2 separate regions of the Homo sapiens genome follow, and region 1 is linked to region 2. Evidence: chromatin contacts called from ENCODE Hi-C data. All regions are on one chromosome and are shown on one strand. Each heading gives the region's core, a stretch centred on a gene start or an enhancer-like site at or near the end of the contact. The rest is flanking DNA. Distances are from core to core; before and after follow the strand shown. Region 1 holds the start of LOC101926953 (a long non-coding RNA gene). Region 2 has its middle 140 kb from the start of LINC02024.

What was found. A loop is a pair of places that touch in the nucleus more often than their neighbours do. Pooled maps may share reads with other maps.
Region 1: a map with no recorded cell type shows a loop between it and region 2 (2.2-fold over the local background). The contact joins two enhancer-like sites. A Hi-C loop is called at or near these places in 3 of 168 maps with a recorded cell type or tissue (Calu3, IMR-90 and endothelial cell of umbilical vein), 7 of 37 single-sample maps with no recorded cell type and 4 of 50 pooled maps.

What each region holds. Positions count from the first base shown.
Region 1 is chr3:117,718,446-117,724,340 of GRCh38, reverse strand. LOC101926953 (a long non-coding RNA gene) reads right to left here and starts at 4,408. Exons shown (of 5, transcript NR_188507.1): 1 at 4,164-4,408. RefSeq lists a silencer at 1,180-1,349. Within about 2 kb of position 1,305, at least 2 of the 41 ENCODE cell types and tissues checked have a DNase peak (open chromatin) inside an H3K27ac peak, as active enhancers do.
Region 2 is chr3:117,545,078-117,551,131 of GRCh38, reverse strand. No RefSeq gene overlaps it. Among named protein-coding and RNA genes, the nearest start is that of LINC02024, 140 kb to the left of the region's middle. Within about 2 kb of position 2,776, at least 3 of the 41 ENCODE cell types and tissues checked have a DNase peak (open chromatin) inside an H3K27ac peak, as active enhancers do.

The DNA of each region.
Region 1 (5,895 bases), core at 56-2,555, 170 kb before region 2:
TTTCACATACTTTTCAGTGTCTTATCATTACTGCTGTCACTAATGCTGCCATCATTCTATACAAAAATTATTTCCTCTGGGGCCTTTCTGCTTTTGACAGTGGTGATGGCTCTATAGATTAATTATGGAGCTTTGCTTCCACACGGCACCACATGTTTAACATTCATATTTCTTCCTGAAGGAAAAGAAATATTTTTGACTAAAGTTTTTAAACTATAGTATTTAACTGCTGGTTTGCGCGATTCATCAAGTGTTTTCATAATCTGGTTACTCTCTTGGACTTGTAGAATTTCAAATTAGGAAGGCTAGAATTGTAAATTACTTTTGCATATACAGGCTGGGCCATATGTGTAAAGGAAAGTAGAAAAAAATTAAAGAAATGTCTTAGATTGCTGAAGGGAAATAAAGCATCCACAATTCAGAATTGCTTCAAATTATGTGGCTATTTGAGTTTTAAGTTTTATTCTGAATGATTTATTTTCTCAAATGCATATTAGACCACCAAGAGTCTTAGACTTGTGAGGATCTCAGGTCATCTGAACCTAAACTTCAGTGCTATGCAGTTTTATGTGTCATCCTTCTCTAGTAATGAGCTAGCCTATGTCTGAACACTTCCCTCAAATCCAAGATAGTCTTCATTCTGTCTTTGGATGAATTTATTAGAAAACACTTTCCTCTTTAGACCTCTATTCTCGCTTCTGGTATTTGCCAGCCTTGATCTTTTCTCTCCTCTGTGAGACTCTCAGTTGTAGCTTTGGAATTCTATTCTTGGCTGGGCACGATTGCTCACGCCTGGAATCCCAGCACTTTGGGAGACTAAGGTGGGTGGATCACATGAGGTCAGGAATCCGAGACCAGCCTGACCAACATGGTAAAACCCTATATCTACTAAAAATACAAAATTAGCCAGGCGTGGTGGTGCATGCCTGTAATCCCAGCTACTTGGGAGGCTGAGGCAGGAGAATCAATTGAAGTTGGGAGATGGAGACTGCAGTGAGCCGAGATCATGAAATTGCACTCCAGCCTGGGCAACAAGAGCAAGACTTTGTCTCAAAAACAAAATAAATAAATAAATAAAATAAAATAGAATGCTATTCTTAAACACTAAATATATTTCTCTCTGCCTTTCACATTCATCAAATGATTGAACTAATGTTATTAATTCTCAATATATCGCCTACGTAACTACTAGGAGTTTACTTGAGAACTTGACTAGATAACCCAACATACCTACTTCTGCAAAAAGACACAATCTTAGCAGTTCATGGAGGGGAGAGGGCAGACATGCTGTTTCACTTCCCCTAGCAACGTTCTGATTCAATTTTGATTGAGCAAAGTTATGCCAGGACAAATAGCTGCAGATGTTCCTTTTTTCAGAAAAGTATCACAGGACTGTACTTCTTTTAAAATAGTTTTTTTTTTTTTCTTAAAGTGATTACCTGTTGTTCTCTCAGGAATGGTCTTTCCTAAAGAAGCTCTGGCTTGCACATTGATTTCAAATTACAAAAATAAAAACTGAGAAGAAGAGAGAGAGAAAAGTGAAGAAAAGAGTAGAAGGAAAGAAGAGAGGGAGACAGGAGGAAATGGGAAAAGAAAAAAGAAGAATTAATTGAGATTTATCTTGGATGTAGAACTAACCTAAATTCATAACTCAGAGAGTAAAAAGATTTAAGCAAAAATAGTTTTGATTCATAATAGGAAGCTGAGCACTTTATACGTGGCCAATGTTGTTCTAAGGGCTTTAAATATATTAATCTTCCTAGTCTTTCCTAAACCCATTGAAGTAAGTTTGATCATCCCCATCTCTGCAATTGAGGCAACTGAGATGCAGAGAGGTCAAGTAATTTGCTTAAAATAACTCAGCTAAGAAATGATGGGGCTGGGAATTGAGCCCAGGAAATACTCTTTCAGAGTTTACACTTTTAATAACACCTCCACCAACAACAATAGCGAACATTTACTGGTCATTACTAACTATCAGCTGCTCTTCTAAATATTTAATCTCACAAAAAACTCTGGAGCAAGTCAATATTATTATTCCCTATACGTAAAGAAACAGAGGCATCAATATGTTAAATCACTTACCCACATTCACACATCTAGTTAGTGGTGGTACTGGGATTCATATCCAGCCCTGCCACTATGCTAGAGAGATAAATTGTCACCAGGACCTTCAAGATAATGGTGGTCTTGTGGATAAAAAGGGTAAGCACCTAAGCACTCAGCATATACTGCACTCCAAAATGGTGTGTGAATATTTAGCCACATATCCGTGAGTAAAAATTATCATAATGCAATCTGATTACAGAAGCACAGACAGGACACTGAGTAGTTTATCTGATGAGGGACGATAATTTTTGTCTCAGAAAGTCTAGATTGAAGATATATAGAGCAGACAATTGAAAAAGTGAAGGAAGGAAGCAAAGGTTTAAAGAGCTTTCATTTTCTAGTCAAGTTGTCTTAAGAAGGAGATAGTTCTGGAATTTGGGGAAAGCAGAATGGCTAATTGAGGTTGAACATGAATCTCTATAGAGCCAGGAACCCTGATAAGTCCTGTACTAAGACATTTTTAGGGTGCTCACCTGATTCTCCTTGCACCTTTCTCTACTCTTTTATGTTTAGGCTTTATTCTTATCCCAGTTAGATTTTGAGAAATTGAGTCAGAGAATCAACAATAATGCAGACATTTTAAATAACAGGTCTTTCTTTCTACCCATCTCCCTCATCCTCAGTCTCAGTTTTCCTGACTGACATTAATCCATGGTTACTAAAAAGCTTGCAGTCTCCCAACTCCCCCACAAGAGAGGGGGCTTTACTATATATAAGTCTTTACTTGGTCAGTTTTGCATTGGACCTGAATCCATAATGTAACTTCTGCATCAGTGCCCCCGCTGCTGTCTTTTATGCCTCTCCTTCCCTGTATGCTTGAGTGCAAAAAGTAATTTCTACTTCCTCCTTCCCTTGTGAAGCTCACATCAAACCTCTCCCTCTTTGAATCTACTCTTGCTTTAATTAGCTATACCAGAATTTTCCACACCTCTCTGGGGATGGATATCACATTAAATAAAATTGATGTTCTCCCCATGAGTTGCCAGTTTCTTATTTTTCCAAATAAATTTAATAAAATATCCCATTTACTATCACTAAATTTCTTGAATGAAAGGGCAGTTTTATTTTCAAAATATAGGAACAACACCATCTCAACATAAAGGAAGTTCCCTTACATCAGAAAGCAATTGCCATCACAAAAATATTTCAAGGTTGTTTTCCTTTATCATCACACGGCAGCATTTGGGAAACGTTTAGCTAATTACCTGTAGGTATGCTCAAATAGGCATAGCTTTCTGTGATCAATTATAAACTACCTCTTAGCAAAAGTCATTTCTTAAGGATTTGTGCTGGTACATGACTTACCCATATCATTGTTTCCACAGCTCAAAGCAATGAAGTCATAGTCTCACAGATCATTCGTGTTTGGGAACCATTGAAATCATTAAGTCTTGGTCATTTTTTCACTTGAATTTAGGGCCATATAATATCTTTTGTGGATTAACCAGAGCTAGTTATTTCTGAGTCTCATTTTTATTTATCCTTACTCTATGTCAGGCCCTATGTTAGACCTGGGGTTTACAAAGAGGACTAAAGTGGCATCTTTGTTCTTGGGTATTCGCTAACTCAACTTCACACCTAACTGCCTGCCTGCCCTCTGGACATCATTACTCCACTACATCTCATTGACTCTCACAGCCGAGCTGAGACTTACTAGTGAGGTGAGTCCCAGGGAACCCTTGAATCAAAGGAAAGAATAATGAAAAATTACTGAGCACCTACTATACTTAGGCATTTCACATAGCATATCAGTGTATGTTTTTTGTATTATCAAAAAAACCTTTTGAGTAGGTACAGTCTTCAATAATTTACCGATGAGACAGCTATCTAAGAGAGGTTCAGAAACTTGTCACAGGTTTATTAAGGGTAGCCTAAGGACTGTTCTCAAGTTTTGTTTGTCTGATTTCAAAGACCCTGAGTTTTTTTTACACATCTAGCTGCCTTTAAGAGAGGAGAACACAAAGACCCAATTTGTATACCTAGTGGAAGCTGAGCCACGCTTGATTTCTATTATATCCAACCTTTATGTTTACATGATTACCTTCTGCTCTTACCTTTGGTATTGTTCGCTTGCTGCTATTTACCTAAAACATCTGCAAAGCTATTTTAAATCAGGATATAGGTTTCAGTTCATATTTTACATCTTCAGTGAAGCACTCCCTGACCACTCCCCTATATAGTTACCTTCTCATCACTATTCCCTCTTCATGTTATATTTTTTACCACTTACTGCAATCTGTAAGTATCTTATACAATTGCTTATATTCCTAACATAAAGAGTAGTATCTAGCACAAAACATGCCCTTGATAAAATTATTGAGGTACATGTATTTTTCAGATAAAATTAGCATTGTTATTTTTTATTAGAATACCGCATCTTTGAAAATTCTAAGTATTCTTTTTCTCACAATAGATACGTTTCTGAAGAGTTCTATAGTTTTCATGCTTTTAAAAAATAAACCAAAATATGAATTTGAAATTATGTAACACATGTAGCAATTTTAAGAGACCTATAAACCTTAAGCAAAAAAAACCCCTATGTAAATAGCCTTCTTTCAATAATTTACATTTATATGTTTATCTTATAGGAATGTATCTTCCACATCTCAAAAATGACACATATTTATGATGTCTCAGTTAATGAGGAGAATTAGGTATTCAGTTTCTAGTAAGTAATGAACATCTGGATGCAGTTCTCCTCTGCTGTCAGCAGGGGTCTCAAAAAGCCTTTTACCCATCAAAATGTCTATTAAAAATTAGTGAGTTGTTTTGTTGTTAACAAAATGGAACACACATACTCTAAAATTTGTTAAATGCATTTTGTTAAATCTCTGTATCTTGTTTCTAAATGACACATGTTTGGTTTTGCTTATGTGTATTGATAACTGTTATTTAATATTTACCTAGCACTAAGTTGATAAGTATATCTTAACAAGCATCAGAACACACAGTGTGAAAATAGGACTGATTTGTGTTTCTTGAGGTTCTTAACATATTTCCTGTGTTTAAACAAGTCCAAGGAATTGCATGAAACTAATAGAATTGGTATAACAACAGCCTGCAACTCTTCAGTCTAACTCTTTCTAAATTATTCAGTGACTTGTTTGGGAAGAAGCCGATCGCACTTGCCTTGTAGAAAATGTTTTCTTCTCCTTTTAGCTCAGTCCCAACAGGGCCTGCCAGGCACAAAAACTGCCTCCTGGATGCCCATAAGCATTGCAGTCCTGATTTTAGGGAGGGTAGCAGAGGTCCCAGCAGCATTTTTACCTGCCTTCTCTCACATTTCAATAGTGTTGGCATTTCCGCTCTTCTCTCCATTCCCCAGCAAAAGGTGAGAAAAGTCTCCGTAGCAGACCACCTCTTCCAGAGTTGTTTTCTTCCCATGCACTCACCGATGTTTGCTTGTTATTCACACTGCCCTCAAGCCCTTTCTTCAAGTCGCCCTATGTTTTCACTCCCATTATCAATAGGAATTCAAGCTTGCAAATAATCAGCAGAAAAGTTAGCATTTCCAAAGCCCATTTTTACATTCACTTTCATAAGATTTCTGATAAGGAATCCTCCCAAATTAAGTGCTGATTGTTGTTGGTATCCCCTCCACCATTTTACTATATCTATCTAAAAAATGGATGAAAGGATGGACAGACGAATGGATGGATGGATAGATTAAAAATAGATACATATGAGTAAATATACTCATACTACCTGTACATATAGATATATGTATTTAGTAAATATATACTATATATGAACACACTATACATGTAAGGTGAATATATGTATATA
Region 2 (6,054 bases), core at 1,527-4,026:
GAAATCTTTTGAAGTCTCATGAGCTGATGCTGACTGAAAAGAGGCTGCTGATAGCAAGTGTTTGTCATTCACAGTGGCCGCCTGATATCTGCCCATCCATGTGTACGTTTGGAGATTTCCATTCCCCTTCTAACCACATTTGATGTCTCAGTGAAGAGATTACTTCCACTACTGGAGAGGAAACTGACTTTCTCAGCTTCCCCTTCAGCTGTGGCATAAGCTACATTTTGAGACCTACATTTTGGGAAGAAAATACCCCAGGGCCACTGGCTATGCTTAAGACACTTTGAGAAGCAAGTGGTACAAGTTCTCTCTCTGGAAGCAGACTTTTTTTTTTTCCTGCTCAGAACCAATTCTAAGGTGGTTTGGGGCATTTTCTTTTCCCGTAACCTTGAGCCTTGTTCTCCAGTTCTGTCATTAATTCTGTGAACTACTGAATTTATTTTTAATACATCACCATATCTTATCCTTCAAGGCCTACTTTAAGTTTCATCACCTACTTTTTTCAGACCACTTGAATATACATATCCTCAGAAGTTCAAAAGTACTCATTTTTTTGGTCAATTAGATTGGTAATTCTTAATTGTATCCTGTTTTTTTGTATTGTTATTTAACTAAGCAATTAGACTTTTAGCTCTGCAGGACGAGTTGTTTCCCATGGAATCTAGTAGAATGTTTTTATTCATTTATGCCTGAACTCTTTAAAAAAGGACCTATATCACTTATTGATCAGAACAATGAAAACACGTCTTCAATCAGAAAAAGAGGCAATCCTTGTGAAACTCCCAAGTACACTTTTTGAATTGATGGATCCATTTGTTACACTCTTCAAAAAGTTTCAACGCTGCCCTCAGCTCTTGCTATCTCATTTCGGTCTTTTGACCCTTAAGTCTTAGTTATTCCTTATGACATGGTAAAGATTGGACAGTAAAACTAATTGTGACAGTACTCAACAGAGAAAAGCCTGTAATGAATAGCATCAGGGAGACCTTGTGAAGAATTGCACTTTAAACATAAAAGGTTGCAGATGAATTGAAGAAAGGAAAAAAATATGAAAAAAAGGAAAAATTACTCCAGGGAACCTATTAAAGAAAATACACTTATATAACTTGACTTATTGAAAAGAGTAGCTGGATATGATTTTTCAAATAGGTATAAACACTTAAATGCAAATAAAATTAAACCGAATAAAATAGAAAAATTATTTTACTCAGCACAAGGGGGCAGAGTTAGCTCTTATGGAGAAATAAAGTGTCCTCAATAAACAGCCAATGGATTAAAATGGAATCTCTTCGCAAACTGGAAGACTAGAGTAGTGAAAAAACAGCACTGTGAAATTCCACACCACCTTTGCCTTGTACATTCCCTTGCCCTCCATTATCAGAATTCTCAGACCACCCCCACAAAGAAATTATTTCTGATCCTGATTTACAGCAGGGGAGTCTGAGGTACCTAGAGATTATTATCTGACTAAATTTGTATAAAAGTAGATCCATGATTTTCTGACCGTAAAGTTCACCATTCGTACAAAAGAATAATCTGCCTTTCTCAGATGGGTGTCTAGAGACAACGGATTGTGTAGCTATGATCCTTGCCCTATAAGAGTTAGCCACTTAATGCAGAGGGCAGAACAAACATACAAAAAAGCCTCTATTATCCATGCACTAGGAAGAAAGTAGCTTAACTGGCACACATGGAAGAAGCTATATGTCTACCCTTACATCTATATCTCTGTGCATGTTTATTAATTTAATACACCTATGCAAACATACCTGACTAATAGGATTAGTCTGGAATGTTTCCCAAAAAATGAACTTTGAATATAATTTTAGAAGACAGTGAGAGACACAGTGAGATCAGAGCCAATTCATCCTCCCAAAGTAGGAGAGCAGTATTGTTCAGCCAGGCATTTTACCCCATAGCATCTTATCTCACTGTTTTGCCATCACTGCCATAAGGGCTCCAAGGAGGTAAGGAAGCTTACCCAGTGCTCCTGATTTCAGATTATGCCCTTAAATCCACTGAGGTTCATTATCCCTAACGCTTGTTCCTAACTCCTTCACATCTTTTCATATTTTTGTTTCTACTTGAATTTAAAAATTTATTAATATAAGAAGACTAGATTCTCCTGTGCACCAACCTACAGAGCTTTAGTGCTTGCATTCTAAGGAGTCCTGCAGCAACACTCCCATCTATTGAAGCATGTCCACTGATATACAATGTACTTTGTTTTAAAATGTGGTTTCCTTCAACATTTTTCAAGCCCTGAAGACAACCTACGAGCATCCACTGAGACTTAGCAGCTGACTCGTTTCACTCACTTTTGATGTGGGGTCGAGTTTAACTTGAGCTACAGACAGTCATACTGGAATGCAACAGCATTTTATTGCAAAATGGATTGTTTTGAATGGTTTATAAGGCTTTATACCAGGTAAAGCAGAAAAGCAGAAAATGAGATGGATCATATCATCCATGAGAGGCAGTGAGTTATCATACTTCCATGGTGAGATGCCTCTGTCCTCTCAATCTCACCCTAAATCCTCTTCCCTTTCCACTCCTTTCCATACACATATACCAGAAGAACAATTTTTCCTTCCACAAAGAAGGAGGGCCTTAAGACCTTTAGGGAAAGGGTCAGCATACCAGATCAAGTAGCAATCCTGCCAAACCTGTGAATCATTGGGCCTTTGTGACTAAGGAGCATTGCAAGCCATGGGCCATACCAAGCGTGAACCAGAATTGCTACATAGGCTATGGAGGAACATTGAAAATAAAGGAGGGGGAAGAAATGAGACTCCCATTTTCTAGCATCAGCATTTTCCCAAACAAAACCCAAGATATGAATAAAGTGACTCATGCATTTTAAATCAATGTAGGATTTTGATGAAAGGCATGTGAGTGTAGAGACATTCTAGCCTGTGCAGTTCAGAATGAGTAAAGTTACGTGCACATGTTGTCAGCCAGGGGCAGGGAGCCAGAATGAAAAACAGAGTGAGGGGGAAAGATGTGAGATAGTTAATCTTTACTAAATTATCTCAGAATCATCTTAGATTTCATAGATGTAGGATGACTCACTTTCTGCTACAGTGCCAAGGGGCAGCTGTGAGAGACAAATTATAAATGATGAGATTGCTCATAAAGGTAAGGAAAAATGATACTCTGATACTGGCAGAGATGTAAGGGAAACAGTATAAACTCAAATTGAGAGATATGAAAAGCAGCCCTAGGTATCCTAGAGTATACCAATACTAAAGCAATGAATTAAAGCAAAACAAAAGAAAAAAAAGAAAGGGATCACTCTCTTTACAGAAACTGAAAACAGAAGCAAGATATACCCACTAATGTTCTATATTTTAAAACAATGAATTCTCATACCTTTGGTGGTAGAAACTTTGTCTTTTTTGTCAGTTTTTTAAAATCCTTAGCCCTTAAACTAATCCCATGAGTTAGTTTGGGCTATCTCAGAAACAGATGCCAAGACAGAATTATAAGTACAAGAGATTTATGGTAAGAACTGCCAGTGTTGGATAAATGGGGGGAAAGGAGGTATAGGCAGGGAAAGGCTTCAGACTGCAATGCTGAAAGGAGAGAAGGGAGAAAGGATTTTGTAGGGAGAGTCATAGACTGCGGCACAGTTCTTAGAAAGATCTCAGCCAGACTGATGGAAAAGCAAAAGTGACCTGTTACAGAAATCCAATAGGAATGGGTCAGAATCGGTAGCACTGCTGGGACCAGGCATTGACTGAGAAAAGCTTGGCAGGAGGGTGGCCTTGACAAGACTGTGCAGTTGACCCAAAGGGGCAGCAACCAGGGCTCTCTGTCACTTCTTCTCTCCAAACGGTCAGGTTCTCCAGAAACGGCATCTGAATGACACACATCCGTGGCCTCTGTACAAGTGCTCATTACATTTTGGTTGAATCCATTAAGTCATTTACAGCCAATGTCCAAATCTAGTCTTCCTGCACACCTGCACACACTGTCTCTATATTCTCTACTGTCATCATATGTCACCCATGCCTTTTAATGGCTGCTATCAGCTATGGGATTTCACTTCTAAACAGAGATTAGTGGTATAAGTGTTATGATGTAATCCATGCCTGGAACCTGCCCTTGTGGTGACCCTGTAGAGTAGGAGACAGTCCCATGTTCTACCTCTTCTGAGACCTTGGTTCATCAGTTCTTGCCTTATTTTTACATACATTTTTAAAGACATTGGTCCCTTACTTTCTGATTATAATTATACTCAAATTCTCTTTACATTGTTTCAAAAATATCCCCACACCAATCACAGTTCATACTGTTATTCTGTTGTATTCCTTAAACGTGGAGTTACTCTGGGATCAGTTTTTACGCCTGTTCTATTCTCTGTCTGGTTTCTAAAGTCTTTCTAGACTATTTCTTACTATTCTCTCCCAAGCCAAAATGCATTAGCTGCTCTAACCTTTCTCTGCAGGCCTATGGAAAGACTATGGCTGTCTGTCAAATAAGTAAATAAGTCTTCCTGTCTATTTCCTTTTTTGTAATCTTTGGTTTTCTTATTTCTTCTACCCAAGTGAGCTGTCCAGTTCTTTGAGAGTTGATACCAAGAGTCTAAACTATTTCCTAAATACACAATGATGCCTGGCACATGGTAGTTCTCAATTAAGGTTTGTTGAGTGAATACTAAATACAAATCAACTGAAGGAGAATATGGTTTGGTGATAGTGAGGAATGAAGAAATCGATTGAAACAGAACAATAATTTCCCTTAGAGTGGATTTCGTAGATAACATAATTTGTCTATATGGTAAGGTTGAGTAATACTGGCAGCAAATTATCATGCATTGCTTTTGCCAGTAGGAAGTAGACAGGATAGAAACGTGCTCCTATCTGGACAGAATACCACTGTGACTGGGCACCCTCTCCTTTTCTCATTTATTACAGGGGATGGTGTGTAGTTGATGAAAATATCAAAGAAAAATAAGAGAGCTTGGCTTAAAGGAAAAGTTATTAAGACTCAAGGTTACTCATTAAGATCTGAAGTAAAATATGTGACAGGGACACAAATATCATCTGAGCATGAAAATCTATATTCATTCAGTGAAAGGGGTCATATAGTATTGTTAATTCATTGTCAGTGTTTGTTTATACAAAGTACATTGAATTTGCAAATCAAAGTAAATTTAGAGGTGATTTAGAACAAACAGGAATATTTTTTTGAACTCAGAGAAGTGATACCCCAGAGGACAAATTGCCCCTCAGCTTTGACTGCATTTCATTATGATGTAAAATATTCTTAATCAAAAGAGATGGTTCTCTACATATAAAATCGGGGTTTTAAATTTTTTCTTAAGATTTTGAAGCGTTACCAGGCCTAACCCTAGTACCAGGAACGAAGACTTGTTTGTGGTAGAAACTACCCTTCTAATGAAATGAAGGCACAGAGCTTGTGCAGCTGAAAGTAGATTGAATCAAGGAATGTGGCCTCTGGGTGTGTAAGAGAAAGCCACAAGCCGTTATCTGGCTGAAGGTCAAGTAAGTCTTTCCTTGCCCCTCCATACATGCAGGAAGGAAAGGGAAGAGGCAAATCTCTCTTGCCCCCAAAGTAATGCTTTTCCTTTCTTTCTTCCTTACTCCTTTCCCTTCCTCTCTCCAGGACTTCTGGCTGTATCTAGAGGTGAAAGGATCTGAGCCTGAGAAAAGAATTTTATGCCTTCAGGACCCCAGTAGTTCAGGAGCGTATTAGAGATGAGGGCCTGAAGCTGAAAGAGTGATAAATGTTTTGTTTTGTTTTAGTAATTTAATGAAGACATTCTCTCTCACTCTGTCTTACTCTGTCTCTCTCATCTTTTTCGGTCCCTTATTATCTGTCTCTTAACTTTTTTTTTTTCCCCATAAACAACCTTAGTCTGATGAGCAAATAATGATTGCTGAAGGTGTGCAGAGGAAACGGGTGAGGAGTGTAGAGAAGGATGTACGTTTCTCTCCTAAGACTGAACATCATCAGTCTTCTTAATTCTCAGTAAGTGAAAAGAAACCCTTTCATGGTGGGTTCACAGCTGACCCTTCTCTAATT